Linked DNA regions of Homo sapiens: regions 2 and 3 are each linked to region 1. Evidence: chromatin contacts called from ENCODE Hi-C or POLR2A ChIA-PET data. All regions are on one chromosome and are shown on one strand. The core of a region is the stretch at or near the end of the contact, and the rest is flanking DNA. Distances in the headings are between cores, read along the strand shown.

The links. A loop is a pair of places that touch in the nucleus more often than their neighbours do. ChIA-PET counts read pairs that join two places held with the same protein, here RNA polymerase II (POLR2A). Pooled maps may share reads with other maps.
Region 2: a pooled map shows a loop between it and region 1 (4-fold over the local background). The contact joins the enhancer-like site here to the promoter of TSC22D4-C7ORF61 in region 1. A Hi-C loop is called at or near these places in 1 of 50 pooled maps. POLR2A ChIA-PET finds 5 or more read pairs at or near these places in 3 of 52 experiments (GM12878, RWPE1 and WTC11).
Region 3: a map of ovary shows a loop between it and region 1 (5-fold over the local background). The contact joins the promoter of TRIM56 here to the promoter of TSC22D4-C7ORF61 in region 1. A Hi-C loop is called at or near these places in 1 of 168 maps with a recorded cell type or tissue (ovary) and 9 of 50 pooled maps. POLR2A ChIA-PET finds 5 or more read pairs at or near these places in 1 of 52 experiments (RWPE1).

What each region holds. Positions count from the first base shown.
Region 1 is chr7:100,477,700-100,481,023 of GRCh38, reverse strand. It overlaps TSC22D4-C7ORF61 (TSC22D4-C7orf61 readthrough), which reads left to right and starts at 1,810. Exons shown (of 6, transcript NM_001395846.1): 1 at 1,810-2,230; 2 at 2,717-3,324. The coding sequence starts at 2,986. TSC22D4 (TSC22 domain family member 4) reads left to right here and starts at 1,810. Exons shown (of 5, transcript NM_030935.5): 1 at 1,810-2,230; 2 at 2,717-3,324. The coding sequence starts at 2,986. RefSeq lists enhancers at 1,295-1,404, 2,105-2,174 and a silencer at 1,495-1,654.
Region 2 is chr7:101,106,676-101,109,999 of GRCh38, reverse strand. No RefSeq gene overlaps it. Among named protein-coding and RNA genes, the nearest start is that of SERPINE1, 19 kb to the left of the region's middle. RefSeq lists enhancers at 290-1,240, 1,226-1,445, 1,241-2,191. Within about 2 kb of position 1,624, at least 10 of the 41 ENCODE cell types and tissues checked have a DNase peak (open chromatin) inside an H3K27ac peak, as active enhancers do.
Region 3 is chr7:101,083,699-101,087,022 of GRCh38, reverse strand. TRIM56 (tripartite motif containing 56) reads right to left here and starts at 1,542. Exons shown (of 3, transcript NM_030961.3): 1 at 1,452-1,542; 2 at 1-17. RefSeq lists enhancers at 1,932-1,981, 2,685-3,185.

The DNA.
Region 1 (3,324 bases), core at 561-3,060:
GAATTCGAGACCAGCCTGGGCAACATAGTAATAACCTGTCTCTACAAAAACTAAAAAATTAGCCAGGTATGGTGGTATACACCTGTGGTCCCAGCTACTAGGGAGGCAGAAGCAGGAGGATCACTTGAGGCCGGGAGTTCAAGACCACCCTGGGCAACATTGCAAGATCCCCATCTCTACCAAAAAAAAAAATTTTTTTTTAAAGAAATTTAGCCAGGCGTAGTAGTGTGTGTCTGTGGTCCCAGCTACTTGGGAGGCTGAGGCAGGAGCATGGCTTGAGCCCAGGAGTTCCAGGCTGTGGTGAGCTATGATCGCACCACTGCACTCCATCCTGGGCAACAGAGAGAGAGAGAGACCCTGTCTCTAAAAAAAAAGGCGGGGGCAGGTTGGGGGAAAGGGGAATAGTATAACATCTAGGATCTGATTTCAAATAGTCCAGCAAACTACAGCTGGCCCCCACACAATGTCATTTCATTGAATGTCATTTCATTATAACATTGATGATTTTCTAAAAATTGATTTTGGGCTGGGACCACCATCTGTGTGGAGTTTGCATGGTCTCCCCATGTCTGCATGGCATGTTTGAAAATTTTCATAATAATCCACTTTTTTTTTTTTTTTGAGACATGGTCTCACTCTGTTGCCCAGGCTGGAGTGCAGTGGCACAATCTTGGCTCACTGCATCCTCAACCTCCTGGGCTCAAGAGATCCTCCTGCCTCACAGCCTCCTGAGTAGCTGGGACTACAGGTATACATCACCACACTCAGTTTTTTTTTTTTTTTAAGATGGAGTCTCACTCTGTCACCAGGCTGGAGTGCAGTGGCGTGATCTCGACTCACTGCAACCTCCGCCTCCCAGGTTGAAGTGATTCTCCTGCCTCAGCCTCCCGAGTAGCTGGGACTACAGGTGCCCGCCACCACACCTGGCTAATTTTTGTATTTTAAGTAGAGACTTGGTTTCACCATGTTGGCCAGGATGGTCTTAATCTCTTGACCTCGTGATCCGCCCGCCTCGGCCTCCCAAAGTGCTAATTTTTTAAATTTTTTGTAGAGATGGGGATCTCGTTATATTGCCCAGGCTGGTCACGAACTCCTGGGCTCAAGCGATCCTCCCACCTTTGAGTAGCTGGAATTATAGGTGCACATCACCATGCCCAGCTATTTTTTTTTATTTTTTGTAGAGATGGGGTCTTGCTATTATATTGTCCAAACTGGTCTCAAGCGATCCTCCTTCCTCGACCTCCCAAAGTGCGGAGATTACAGGCATGAGCCACCACCGGGATCCGGCAATAATCCACTTTTAAAAATAAGGAATGGGGGGAATAATGCAGTTGCTGTGAAAACCAAAGGAGAATGACAGTAACAGCCACAGCTGCCCCACAGCAGGGACTGGGAACTTCTGGGTGGGCATGCAGCACACCTCCCGGCCTGTGCCTTCCGTCTCTTCTGTGTGTCTCTAGGCCAATGGCAGCAATTGACTACAAGTAAGGGAATCCCTCGCCTCCCTGCAAGCTCCTCCCCTTTCTCCCCGAGCCCCGCCCCCTGCAGCCCCTCCCTGCAAGAGTGGGGCTAGGGCCCGGCAGGTGTGGGGTTAAGGGAGTCTGTTTGGGGCCCCCAGGAGCAGCAGCCTAAGCAGTGGCTGCAGCAACTGCAACAGCAGCGGCTGTGGCAGGCCTGGCCCCGGGCCAGCTGGCGGGAAGCCCCAGGAGGGAGGGAGGGAGGAGGAAGGGGAGGAAGAGGGGAAGGAGGAGGAGGAGGAGGAGAGGAGCAGTCAGCAGGCCCGAGGAGGCAGGACTTCCTGGTGTGGGGGTTGTCAACAGCCCAGAAAGAGAAAGACGGAGAGGCAGAGACCCAGGGGAGCCGAGGAGCGGAGACACGGACCCAGCAGGGTCACGCGGGAGGAGACTCGGGACACCCACTCGCTGGCTGCCACCGGGAGCAGAGGGGGGCTCGGCCGCCCCCTCCCACATCAGTCTCCAGACCCTTGGGGCTTCAGAGGCCGCTCCTAGGCTCCTCGGAGGAGGCGCGGGTTTCTTCTTTTCCGGAGAGCAAACTTTCCTCGGAGATGCCTGGCAGGATGAGCCGCGGCCCCCGGAGAGGACGGGACAGCCTCTGATCGCCGCCTGCGTGCCCCGCCACTGCCCATGGCCAGGAGGCCCCAGGGAACGGACAGCCCGACCTCTTAGGCGCCGGGACCCTCAGGCTCAGATCAGTGGCCGAGGCCCCAGAGGTAGGGTTCAGGGCTGGGTGGGGCGCTGGGGGGTAGCCGGGCAGGGCCTGCCCCAGAGATGTGGGAGCTGGGGTGAGGGTGGGGGCTCGAGGCCCAGGAGAGGTCTCTCTGAGTGGCCGGGCCAGGCTGGGGAGCTGCTTCAGCCTGGTTCTCCCAGGCCCTGGAGTCCGAGCTCTTGGGACAATACGGGCCCCCTGAGTCAGAATCCCAGGCGAGAAATGCCCAACTCTGGGACTCATCTGCCTCTTTCTACTCTGAGTGCCTTCTTGGATCCAGTCCCCTCTGCCCTGGTCTCTGTCATCTCTTGCCTGTCTCTGGGTCTCTGACGGTTTCCCCTTCCCCCACTCTGCTCCCCGGAGAGGAAGCCCCGGAGGTGGCCTGCCCACTGGTTTCACACACACACACACACACACACACACACACACACACACACACACACACACTCTCTCTCTCTCTCTCTCTCTCTCTCTCCCCCTCTTTTTCCAGTTTGCAAACTCAGCTCTGGAGTTCAGCAGCAACAGCAGCAGGAAAAACCTGCCCCTGCTCCCCCCTCCCGCCACCTCCCCTCTCCTCTTCTCCCCTCACCCAGCAGGCACCCCCGGTTCCCGCCAGGCCCTCCTGCCATGTCGGACCCAGACGTCCCCAGGGGCTCGGATGTCCCCGCCATGTGGCCCCCTTGTTCCAGGGGTGCCTGAGCCCCTTCAAGGAGCCCCAACCCACCCCCAACCTTGGCCCAGCCCTGAGCCCCAGGGACCATGAGCGGGGGCAAGAAGAAGAGTAGTTTCCAAATCACCAGCGTCACCACGGACTATGAGGGCCCTGGGAGCCCAGGGGCTTCGGATCCCCCTACCCCACAGCCCCCAACCGGGCCCCCGCCCCGCCTGCCCAATGGGGAGCCCAGCCCCGATCCGGGGGGCAAGGGCACCCCCCGGAATGGCTCCCCACCACCTGGGGCCCCTTCCTCCCGTTTCCGGGTGGTGAAGCTGCCCCACGGCCTGGGAGAGCCTTATCGCCGCGGTCGCTGGACGTGTGTGGATGTTTATGAGCGAGACCTGGAGCCCCACAGCTTCGGCGGACTCCTGGAGGGAATTCGA
Region 2 (3,324 bases), core at 375-2,874, 630 kb before region 1:
ACCCAGGATACTTCAAGCCCCTCACCGTGTGACCCACTGCTCCCTATGAGTTCCTTCATTGGCCCCTTCCTTCACAACTTTTTTTAAAGAGACAGACTCTCACTCTGTAGCCCAGGCTGGAGTGCAGTGGCATCATCTCGGCTCACTGTAGCCTCCACCTCCTGGGTTCAAGTGATTTTCCTGCCTCAGCCTCCTGAGTAGCTGGGATTACAGGCACCTGCCACCATGCCCAGTTAATTTTGTATTTTTAGTAGAGACGGGGTTTCACTAAGCTGTCCAGGCTAGTCTCGAACTCCTGACCTTGTGATCCACCCACCTTGGCCTCCCAAAGTGTTGGGATTACAAGCGTGAGCCACTGTGCCTGGTCGTGAGACCCTGTTTCAAAAAAAAAGGTTCTAAGGAGATTTACACCAAGAGGCTCTTGAGTGACACATGAGATCAGATTAGGCCCCTAGAGAGGGGATGTGTGAGGCCTGGAGCAGACAAGGAAGGGTCCAGTGACCTTGGCATAGAGCAGAGGGGTATGGTTGGGGGCTGGTCGGGAGGACTTCTCAGCCTGGAGAAGCAGTTGTGTGCAGAAACCAGGTTGGAGGGTCTGGACATGGAGGACCCCAAAGGGCAGGCCGTGGGATTTGCTCCGTGTGTGGGAACCTGGGGGAACCTCCTATTCCCTTGTTTGCTGCACGTCAGCTACCCGCCCAGACCTGCTCTCTTAGTCACTTCTGTGCCAGGTGCTCCCTTCCCTGAAGCTCTGGGGCAGAGATGAGGCTCCTGTTATTCACAGCCTGAACCACGACGGCTGTCTCCCTCCAGGCACACTCCCTGGGTACAACCCAGCCTGCCAGCTCATTCCCCTAGGAGACTGGCCCCAGACCCAGACAACCCGGGTCGTGCCAGGGACAGCAGATGCTTGGGGCCCTGCAGGCAGAGACCTCTCCCTCCTCCTGAGCCCTTCAGCCCTGGACTGGCCAGCTTGGTCCAAGGATCAGCATCTCAGGAAGCAGAGGCAGTTGTTGTGTGTCCACGGCCTTGCTCCTGGACAGGGGACACCAGGGAAATTAGAGAGACCAACAGAGGAGCTTTAGGGTCTAGGAGGTTTGGGAGCCCCCTTCTCTTTCTGAGCCACCGATTTAGAGCTAGCAGAAGCCGTTCTGCTTTGGGTGGATCAAGCATCTCGTTCTTGAACCTAAACTCCGGGAACTGGGCCCAGGGGACCTTGTCTTCAAGTCCCCATCCTTTCAGGAAATGACATGCCAAACTCCATTTGCTCTTGTCTATCTTTGGTAGCAGCTCATCAGGGAAGTGGGGGCGGAGGTGGGGGCTGAGCCCAGAAGGAAAGCCCCAGGCTCGGGAACCCCCCAACCCCCCACCTGTTGCTGTTTCTGAGAATCCCGAGAGGCCCACAGGTAAAAGGTCATGTTGTGTCCAAAACACCGGGCTGGTTTTCCGGGTTGAATCAGAGCCGGTCAGCAGCTCTGCAGCAGGTGGAAGGCAGCAGGGCTGTCCCCCTTGGCCTGGGCGGGATTCCCCACCCTCTCTCTCCAACAGGGCTTTCCTGTCCAGTAGACCGTTAGTTCCGCTGGCTGGATGAATGAGCGTGCGTGCGTGTGTGTGTGTGTGTTTGTGCTTTTGTAATGGGCGTCTGCCAGGGCTGTGGTAATTGCAGGGCCTCCCCAGGGCTCCCCACGTTTCCCAACAAACCCAGTGCCTCTTTTTTTTTTTTTTTTTTTTTTTGAGACAGAGTCTTGCCCTGTCGCCCAGGCTGGAGTGCAGCGATGCGATTTCTGCTCACTGCAATCTCCGCCTCCCGGGTTCAAGCGATTCTCCTGCCTCAGCCTCCCAAGTAGCTGGGACTACAGGCATGCGCCACCACGCCTGGCTAATTTTTGTATTTTTAGTAGAGACAGGTTTCACCAAGTTGGCCAGGCTGGTCTCGAATTCCTGACCTCAAGTGATCCACCTGCCTCGGCCTCCCAGAGTGCTAGGATTATAGGTGTCAGCCACTGCGCCTGGCCCCCACCCCGCCGTGCCTGTTCTGCAGAAGATGAGCAGAAGCTGTGTGGGTGAAAGGGGAAACTGGGAAGTTATCTGTAAACACGGGGTTGGGGGCACATCTAGATTTGCCACATCTGTTCCTCTCCTCCCATCACAAGATCTGATTTTTGTTTTTGCCATCCATCTCTTGCAATTAGGCAGGTCCACTCGCTGCCCCCACTTCAACTTCTGGGGGTCTTTTGTGGCCAGTCTCCGGCCACACACACTCCTCTCTGGAATGTTTCCCCTCCTTTGCAGATCTGTGGTCCACAGAGCCTTCTAGGGCTTCCACCTTTCCCCCCAAACCACCCTCTGCTGTCTGTCCTTTGAACCTGAAAATTCTTGCAATAGGACCCACAGGATCACACACAGAGTTCAGCACTGGCTTGCTTTCCATTGTCAGGGGTTTGAGACCAGCCTGGCCAACATGGTGAAACCCTGTCTCTACTGAAAATACTGCCATGTATTCATTTTGCTTTCCCTACTGGATGGTAAGAATTTAGGGGTTAGGAACTGTTTGGGTCTACACTTTCCTCCTATGCCCCTTAATACTGCATGATATGGGCCAAGTGCAGTGGCTCATGCTTGTAATCCCAGCACTTTGGGAGGCTGAGACAGGAGAATCACTTGAGCCCAGGAGTTCAAGACCAGCCTGGGTAACACAATGAGATCCCTCCTCTACAAAAAATAAAATGATTAGCTGGGCATGGTGGCGCACACCTGTGGTCCCAGCTACTCGGAAGGCTGAGGTGGGAGGATTGCTTGAGCCTAAGAGTTGGAGGCTGCAGTGAGCTATGATCACACCACTGCACTCCAGGCTGGGCGACAGAGTGAGACCCTATCTCTGAAAAAACAAAAACGGGCCGGGCGTGGTGACTCACATCTGTAATCCCAGCACTTTGGGAGGCCGAGGTGTGTGGATCACCTGAGGTCAGGAGTTTGAGACCAGCCTGGCCAACATGGTGAAACCCTGTCTCTACTACAAATACAAAAATTAGCCGGGCATGGTGGCAGGTACCTGTAATCCCAGCTACTTAGGAGGCTGAGGTGGGAGAATTGCTTGAACCTGGGAGGCGGAGGCTGCAGTGAGCTGAGATCGCACCACTGCACTTCAGCCTGGGCGACAGAGCAAGACCCCGTCTTAAACAAACAAACAAACAAAAACAAAAACAAAAAAAGCCAACAACAGATAAACTGAATACTGCACAATGGGCAGTGCTTGGGCCCAACAGTGAAGTACTCCAAAGTGAACATTTCCTTCTGAGAACTTAATTAGGAAGAAACTCAGTT
Region 3 (3,324 bases), core at 293-2,792, 610 kb before region 1:
GGTCAGACCTGTGAGAACTGACAAGACCAGGAGTCCCTGGCCTTAGCTAATAATCGAATCCTCAGTGTCCCCAGTCCACAGGCCTTGTGGCAAACATGGTGGAAGCCCTCCTGTGTGCACAGGTACTGGGGTCCTGCTGTATAGGGTGCCAGGGTGCGAGGAGCAGGCAGTAAGGACACAGACGGGGATCCCAGTGGGCAGAGATGCCTAGGTCCTGCCAGTTGGGGTAGGATCTTGCAGTAGCTTAGGGGGCTTTAATCCTCCAAGCCCCATACACCTGCCTTCTTTTTATTTTATTTTAGTTTTTAGCAATAGGGTCACCCTCTGTCACCCAGGCTGGAGTGCAGTGGCGTGATCGTAGTTCACTGCAGCCTCAAACTCCTAGACTCAAGTCTTTTGAGTAGTTGGGAGTACAGGCATGTGCCACCATGCCCAGCCTTTTTTTTTTTTTTTTTTTTTTTTGAGACAGAGTCTCACTCTGTTGCCCAGGCTGGAGTGCAGTGGTGCGATCTTGGCTCACTGCCACCTCCACCTGCCAGGTTCAAGTGATTCTCCTGCCTCAGCCTCCCGAGTAGCTGTGATTACAGGTGCGCACCATCACACCCGGCTAATTTTTGTATGTTTAGTAGAAATGGAGTTTGGCCCTATTGGCCAGGCTGGTCTTGAACTCCTGACCTCAGGTGATCCGCCCTCCTCGGTCTCCCAAAGTGCTGGGATTATAGGCGTGAGCCACCATGCCCAGGGGCCCAGCCAGCCCATTTTTTAAAAATTATCACTTTTTGTAGAGATGGGGTCTTGCTATGTTGCCCAGGCTGGTCTCCAACTCCTGGCCTCAGGCTATCCTCCCGTCTCGGCCTTCCCAAAGCATTAGGATTACAGGCATGAGCCACCGCACCCGCCTGGCCTTACACCTGTCTTCTGCTAGACCTGGGGCAGCATCGCGGGTGGTGGAGGCCCCACTTTCTGCATTTAACAGTTTCTAAAGCGGATTCTGGAGCGGGCAGAAAAAACGCTAGGGGAAGGGCTGGTCCCCTTCCCGCTGCTGGCTCACCCTCTGATAGACTTGGCCTTGGCTTATCTCCTGGAGTCCTGTTCTTTTAGCTTTTCCTGCTGAATGCATTCCAGAAACCTCTGGAGGGAGGGAGTCCCGAGCTCCTGGCACAGTGGCTGAGACCTACTTGTTGGGCAGACTAGGTGGAATGTCCCCTTTTCTGGAGCTGGGAGGAGACCTCAGAGAGTGGGACGGGGTCTTTCTTGCGGGGACCTGTGGCCACGGAGCGGGAGGGAGGCGAGTGCAGTTTCCCTCCTGCCCTCTCCTCCTGCCTTCCGGGTGCCTCTTCACGCCCTCCCTTTCCTTCCCTTCCTCCTCCTCCCGCGCTCTCTCTCCACTCCCCTCCCCCTACTCCCTCCGCTCGGTCCTTCCTATAGCTGTGCCGCCCCCCACCCCTTACCTAGCCAGAGCTGATCTTGACCTCTAGGATGGTGAGGGGGCCTGAGGCCTGGAGGCCGCCGTTGCTGGGTGCCTGGAAAAGAAACAAAACTGAAACTAATTGTACTTGTGGTGCAACTTCCGTCCCAGCCAGGGACACACCGACTCGCCTCGCACAGCCTCAGGCCCCGCCTTCCTCCCCACCCGGCCCCGTCCTCTCCCGCCAAGGCCCCCACCCCGGCAGGCAGCTGGCAGGCTTGGGCTGGAGTCCACCAGCCAGGTCGGCCTGTCAGTCCAGCCTCAGGGCTAAGTGTGTGTATGTCACAAACAGGGAACTACCTGAGGGCGGGTTCTCTGAGTAGAGGGTGGAGGGTCACAGGGTTTATTTGTGGGAAGAAATGAGAGCTCATCTGTGATTCAGAGACCAGGGTAACTAGACACATGGCCTCAGGGCGGGTCTGCAGATTTGCTAACACCTCAGGCAGGCAGGTGCCTGCAAAGCTTCAAGAGAGGCCTTTCATTCCATAAACCGTTGCTGAGCTGTAGGAGAGGCTGTGGGGGATCAGGTAAGAAGCCTCTTGCTGAGGGAACAGCACAGGCTTCCTGGAGAAGGCATCAATGAGATGAGTTTAAAGAAGGCGGGAGGATTGCTTCAGCCCAGGAGTTCAAGACCAGCTTGGGCAATATGGTGAGACCCAGTCTCCATAAAAAATTCGCTAGCCGTGCATGGTAGCGCATACCTGTAATCCCAGATACTCAGGAGACTGAGGCAGGAGAATCACTTGAACCTGGGAGGTCGAGGCTGCAGTGAGCCATGATGGTGACACTGCACTCCAGCCTGGATGACAGAGCAAGACCCTGTCTAAAAAATAAAACAGTAAGAGGGCATAGAGGGCTGGAGAACACTGAGAAGAATGTTCCTGTTCCAGGTACTGGGAGCAGCAAGGGTACATCCCCATTTAGGATGATGTGTGTGGAGAGGATACGAGAGTGTTGGCAGAGAAGCCTGCATTTTATCAAAAAAGACAAAAGAATCATTGCAGGAGATTTCCCTCAACATTTCATGAAAAAATAATTTTTATTTTGAGACAAAGCCTCGCTCTGTCGCCCAGGCTGGAGTGCAGTGGTGTGATCTTAGCTCACAGCAACCTCCGCTTCCCGGGTTCAAGCGATCCTCCTGCCTCAGCCTCCAAAGTAGCTGGGATTACGGGCACTCACTGCCACGCCCAGCTAATTTTTGTATTTTTAGTAGAGATGGGGTTTCACTATGTTGGCCAGGCTGGTCTCGAACTTCTGACCTCAAGTGATCCACCCACCTTGGCCTCCCAAAGTGCTGGGATTACAGGCGTGAGCCAACATGCACAGCCTCATTTTATGAAAAATTCAAAGCACAAAGAAGTTGAAAGAATTGCGGTGAACACCCATATCTCCACCACTTCTGTTCTACAATTATCATTTTACCGTAATTAATTCATGACATACCTATGCATGTTTGTACCTTTTTATCCACATGGCGGAATTTAAGTAGGAAACTGAAGCTGTAAGAGCTCACTCTGGCAGCAGCCGAGAGGACAGAAGGGAGCCTGACCTCAGGGTCCAGGTGAAAGGTGGAGGGGCTGAGACATAGATGCCAGAGAGGTAGGTGGAAATCCAAAAGAGAGAGGGTCACAGAGGCCAAGGCAGGAAATGCTGCACTTCTAGAAGGACGAGGGGGTCAGCACTGTTGAATGCTACCAACCAGACGGGCAACCAAGGTGAAGACAGAAAAACAGGCCAGGTGCAGTGGCTCACACCTGTAATCTCAGCACTTTGGGAGAATCACTTGAGGCCAGGAGTTCGAGACCAGCCTGGCCAACATGGCAAAACCTCGTCTCTACTAAAAAACAAAACAAAAC